2 separate regions of the Homo sapiens genome follow, and region 2 is linked to region 1. Evidence: read pairs that join two places in POLR2A ChIA-PET (ENCODE). Cell type or tissue: PC-3. All regions are shown on one strand. Each heading gives the region's core, and the rest is flanking DNA. Links, peaks and the distances in the headings are about the cores only. Region 1 overlaps ISY1-RAB43 (ISY1-RAB43 readthrough). Region 2 overlaps HMCES (5-hydroxymethylcytosine binding, ES cell specific).

Region 1 (2,918 bases), core at 222-2,721:
ACAAAAACAACGGAAGGAGAAAAAAGATAAAGAGCATATTCAAGTGGCTGCACTTATGTAATGGGATTGTGACTGAGTGTTGTTCTGCTTCTTTGTACTTTTCTGAACTTAGTGGTAATATATTACTTTTATATGTAGAAAATAAAAATAAAATTATTAAGCATTAAAAATCTCTGGAAAAAATATATAAAAATATTAATAGTGTTGAATTTGGGTGGTGGAACTTAACATTTCACATACGAATTTTTTCATACCTGAGACCACTTTTCTAGGTGGATTAATGAGCTGCTTTTAAGCTGCCTCACAGGAAAAATAAAATCTCCACCACACAACTGCTGAAGAGATCAGGCAAGGGCTCACTCTGGCAGGACATATACTAAAATCGGAATGATACAGAGAAGATTGGCATATAAAAATAAAAAACAGCAAAAATAAAATAAATGAAAAGAAAAAAAGAAGTTAGGCAAGACACCCAAGAGAAGTCTCCTAGTGCAGTGCCCAGACACAAAAGGTGCTTCAGAAATGGGAGTGCCTTTCCTCTTCTGCAGTGGGAAGGCTGAATACTCCATTTGTATGTACTAGGGTAAGAATTATGGTTATGTGTTAGACTTTCACAAGGTGAAAAGATCAACACGTAGAAAAACTGCATGTGTTTCTTATATAACACATTATAGTCCATTGATTACATACTGTTTCCAGTGATCTGAGGTAGGTCTCATCACAAAAGTGTGAACGAATTAGGCTCTGGGGCAGGAGTTTTCAAAACCAAGACCCATTAGTGCATCATGAAATCAGTTAAGCAGGTCACAAACATCAAATTTTTAAAAACCAAAATAGAACAGAATAAAAAATATACCATACTTATTGTTTTTTTCAGCACCTTTGTGTGCTGGCTTGTGATTGTGTGTGTGTGTGTCTGTGTGTGTTTTACAATGAGCCATGTTCTTAAAAGTTTGAAAGCTATGGTTCTAGAGTATTGCATTTATAGAAGTCCAAAAAAAGGACAGAATGTAGTGTCTCTATGGCTCTCAGATAACAAAGCCAACAAATAGCTGTCTCCAGTTCCTAAGGCACTTAAAGAATGTGAGGAACCATGCTCATTTTATCTTTTTTTTGAGACAGCATCTTGCTCTGGCACCCAGGCTGAGGTGCAATGGCATGATGACAGCTCACTGCAGCCTCCACCTCCCAGGCTCAAGCCATCCTCCCACCTCATCCTTCTGAGCAGCTGGGACTATAAGCATGTGCTACTATGCCTAGCTGATTTTTAAATATTTTGTAGATTCAGGGTCCCACAACACTGCCCAGGCTGGTCTCAAACTTCTGTGCTCAAGGGCTTATCCTGTCTCAGCCTCCCAAAGTGCTAGGATTACAGGTGTGTGCCACTGCACCCAGTGAAGGACCATAGTCATTTTTTTTTTTTTTTTTGAAGACAGAATCTTACTCTGTCGCCCAGGCTGGAGTGCAGTGGCGATCTTGGCTCACTGCAACCTCCATCTTCCAGGTTCAAGTGATTCTCCTGCCTCAGCCTCCCAAGTAGCTGGGATTACAGGCGTGCACCACCACACACAGCTAATTTTTGTATTTTTAGAAAAGATGGGCTTTTGCCATACTGGCCAGGCTTGACTTGAACTCCTGACCTCAAGTGATCTGCCCGCCTCGGCCTCCCAAAGTGCTGGGATTATAGGAGTGAGCTACCATGCCCGGGCTCATGGTCATTTTAAACACGAGGCCGAGAGATGAAGCAGCTTCCACAAGGCCTTCTGGCTGGTACATACAGATGCCCCGTCTGCTGTGATGCATGTGCTGTGAGGTCTTCCAGCATCATCCTACCCATCCTGTTCATAGCTTTCCTGTATCAAGCGACTACTATGGCAAGAATGAGCTGGGAACTGCTGTGGGTGGAAAACTAGACAAGACCCGCCACTGGGGCTGCCATGTACTCACTCCATAATCAGGACCTCCCAGCTCCTTTATCCGGACCTCCCAGTGTCCTTTCTCCCTTAGCAGCTTGTTAATTTCATCATTCAGGTCACGAATTCGAAATTCACCTAAACCAGCTAGAAAACAAAAAGGTTAACAATATCATTCCATAAAAATGAATGTCAACACCTCTAACACGTACACTTAGTATCATATCCTTAAAATGAATGTCAACACCTACAAAGGTATACTACATAAAAACACTCATCTAAATTGATAAGAAAAACCACCCAAATAAATGAAAGGACAAGAATTATAAACAGAGTTCCCACTAGCGTAAGAAAAAAAAAATCCTTGAAAATAACTTCATTCTCATTAGCAACCAAAAAAATATAAACAACCCTGAAACAACCCAGCAGTTCCATTTATAAAACTACTGAAATAACAAGCTCTTAAGAGAGATGGGGAAACAGCAACTAAGGCCAGCAAAGACACAATGAGGCTGGGATACGCACCCAGGGATGGCAGCATTCTATGATGGTTTAGCGTTTTCAGGAAAGCAATGTATTGCTATATGGGAAAAATTTTTGGCAAGGACTATAGGGCTAAGAATTATGCCTAAGGGATTAATTGAAAGGGATGTACACAACAAATTTCACTGTGGTGCAGCTGGGGCATCACACCACAGAGAAGGTAGGAAAATGGTTAATGAACCCTAATATGTTGAAATGAAACATCATATAACTTTTGAAAGGGACAATTTGCACACAGTGGAGACACAGCAAGGCCTTCATGAGGTAATGCTGGATGACAACAGCAAGTCCAGAAGGGCTCTTACACCTGGGTTACAGCTAAGACTGATGCTCTAGAAGATGGGCATGAGAGGACTTCTAGGGGTGATGGATACTGCATGTGGAGGTGGTGGCTTTCACGGGTATAAAAATCTGCTGCAACTCATCCAACTCTACATTAAAAACGGGGGAATTTTATTACAT
Region 2 (2,918 bases), core at 116-2,615, 140 kb after region 1:
TGGCCAACATGATGAAACTCTGTCTGTACTATAAAAAAAAAAAATGTGGAGGTTGCAGTGAGTCGAGAATGTGCCACTGCACTCCAGCCTGGGTGACAGAGCAAGACTCAGTCTCAAAAAAAAAAAAAAAAAAAAAATCAAATAATGTTCTTGGTTGAATGAAGCCATTTATATGACATAGTTATTTTTGTGTCATTTTTAGAGGATGCATACTTCCCTATTGAAACTTTTTGTTTTAAATGAGAGGGGAATCAAAATAAAATATTCTGGAGAACCTTGAAGGGGAAAAGAGAGCATAAAACATATTTCAAAGGAAAGCATAACTTAGAGTGAGAATAGAGAGCAGGATTAAGTGTATGAGCCTGGCCAGGCCTGGTGGCTCACGCCTGTAATTCTAGCACTTTGGGGGAGGCTGAGGCCAGAGAATTGCTTCAGGCCAGGATTTCAGGACACCAGCCTGAGCAAATGAGACCCTGTTTTTAACAAAAAAAAAAAAAAAAAGCCTTAGTCATTTATATGACCTCCTTAGAATTATAGAAAGTTAGCTGGAAGAAAAATTTGTCTAACAGATGTAAAGATAGAAGTATACATAGATTATGACTTGTCCTAGGTTACCTAATCAGTGAGGGACAGAACTAGAACTGAGATCCAGACCACCGTCCCCACTCCAGTGGATGCATCCTGGAACCAGGAATGGGGAAGGTGGAGCCACTAGCAAATACAGCCCTCATTTGGGCCAGTGGTATGAATTTGCTGATATAGTATTTGATTTCACATCTCTAACAAGTTTTATTAAGATTGCTATGGTTTCTTAATTTTGATAATATTTGATATCTCATTTTTCTCAGACCTATAAATTATAAAGCAAAATTAGAACCATTTTAGCAGTTCATTCAAATCATTAACAGCCTGCATATGTATATAGATAGCAACATTTTCATTTGAAACCACAGATTTGCAAATTACTTCCTGTTTCATTTATCCACCCCAGTGCTACCAGGTGTTCTGTTCAGAAGTCCAAAAGGGTAGAGGAAAGATGACTAATATTGAGCAATGGTCTTAGTATTTTGGCTTTTCAACTACTTTCTATTCGTCATTCTCACATTTGGATTTGGTTTACAGTTGTCAAGGGTACACTCTCAGCGCTGATCAGTGGAATTTGTGAGAGCAGAATTCTCAACCTTGACACTGTTGACAGTTTTGGCCAGGATAATTTTTTGTCATAGGGAGCTATTCTGGGCGTTGTAGAGCGTTTAGCAACATCCTCTACCAGCTAGATGTCAGTAGCATCCTCCACAATAGCATCCCCCAGATCAGAGCAACCAAAGGTATCTCCAGATACTGCCAGAAGTCTCTGGATGGTGGGGAGGGGTGTGTCAGAATTGTCCCGTACTGAGAACCACAGATTTTTTCAGTATTGTTGTCTTGCAAATTTCTGATGAAAGATCATTTAGTTGACCATTGCGTAATGTTGTCTCATTCTCATTTATGCACTGAGCTGGGGGTCCTTCTGCTTGGAAGACTTTTTTTTTTTTTTGGAGACAGGGACTTGCTGTGTTGCCCAGGCTGGAGTGCAGTGGCGCAATCATGGCTCACTACAACCTTGACCTCCCAGGCTCAAGCGATCCTGCTGCCTCAACCTCCCCAGCAGCTGGGATCACAGGCTTTTCCTTTTGACATTTTGAGGGGGAAGTTCTCACTGTGTTGCTCAAACTGGTCTCAAGACTCTTGAGCTCAGGCCAGGTGCAGAGGCTCACACCTGTAATCTCATTACTTTGGGAGGCTGAGGCAGGTGGATCGCTTGCAGTCGGGAGTTGTAGACCAGCCTGACCAACATGGTGAAACCCTGTCTCTACTAAAAATACAAAATTAGTCGGGTGTGGTGGTGCATGCCTGTAATCCCAGCTACCTGGGAGGCTGAGGCAGGAGAATCGCTTGAACGTGGGAGGCGGAGGTTGCAGTGAGCCAAGATCGCGCCATTGCACTCCAGCCTGGGCAACAAGAGCGAAACTCTGTCTCAAAAAAGAAAAATCAACCTTGAGCTCAAGGGATCCTCCCCACTTGGCCTACCAGAGTGCCAGGATTATAGGCTTGAGCTGCCAGAAGGCAAATTTGATTCTGGAAGAGAAAGAGGATTTATGAAATCTCTGTTTTCAACTGTTCTTTCTCACAAACACACACAAACAGTCCTCATTATTCTTAGATTCCATATTTCCAAATTCACCTACTCACTAAAATTTATTTGTAACCCCTAAATTCATACTCACTTTGCTTTTGCAATCATTGGTGCACATACAGAGAGCTGACAAATTTGAGTACCTTGATGTTTCCAGCTGAGGTTGATCGAGGCAGAGCTCTGCCTTCTTGTTTCATCTCTTACGTTATAAACAAGTATCTTTTTTGCAGCCAGTTTAGTGCCATGTGTGATTTCACTGTTTAAAATGATCCCAAGCATAGCACTAAAGTGCTGGCTGGTATTCCCAAGCTAAAGAAGGCTGTGATATGTCTTAAAAAGAAGATATATACATTGGATAAGCTTTAGTCAGGCATGAGTTATAGTGCTCTTGGTCTTGAATTTAGTGTAAATGAATTAAGAGTAAGTTTAAATTAGATGTCTTTAAACAGAAACACACATAAAACAAGGTCATATATTGATCAGTTGATGAAAGTGTCGTCACCAGATGCTGTTAGAAACATAACCTTGCATTTCCCTAAGAGCAGCAGTTCAGTACTCAAAGCAACTTTATGAAATCTAACTACTGCAAATAAAGGGAATCAACTGTTTGTGTGTATATATATGAAAAGAGAATTGGCCGGGCGCAGTGGCTCACACCTGTAGTCCCAGCACTTTGGGAGGCTGGGAGGCTGAGGCAGGCGGATCACTTGAGGTCAGGAGTTCGAGACCAGCGTAACCAACA

Evidence for each region. ChIA-PET counts read pairs that join two places held together with the same protein. Peaks named below come from ENCODE experiments on the same cell type or tissue, not always from the same donor. Only the 100,000 strongest peaks of a DNase experiment are listed, where the experiment ranks them.
Region 2: POLR2A ChIA-PET joins it to region 1 with 16 read pairs; 6 of 35 experiments call an interaction of 5 or more read pairs at or near these places.

Annotation. Positions count from the first base shown.
Region 1 is chr3:129,143,814-129,146,731 of GRCh38, forward strand. ISY1-RAB43 (ISY1-RAB43 readthrough) reads right to left here. Exons shown (of 13, transcript NM_001204890.2): 6 at 1,948-2,060. ISY1 (ISY1 spliceosome associated protein) reads right to left here. Exons shown (of 11, transcript NM_020701.4): 6 at 1,948-2,060. Among named protein-coding and RNA genes, the nearest start is that of ISY1, 16 kb to the right of the region's middle. In PC-3, for the core only: no CTCF peak of the experiment used is centred there; no DNase peak of the experiment used is centred there.
Region 2 is chr3:129,281,812-129,284,729 of GRCh38, forward strand. All of the region lies in intron 2 of HMCES (5-hydroxymethylcytosine binding, ES cell specific), which reads left to right. Among named protein-coding and RNA genes, the nearest start is that of HMCES, 4.4 kb to the left of the region's middle. In PC-3, for the core only: no CTCF peak of the experiment used is centred there; a DNase peak (open chromatin) is centred at 1,080; H3K27ac peaks cover 1,406 bases.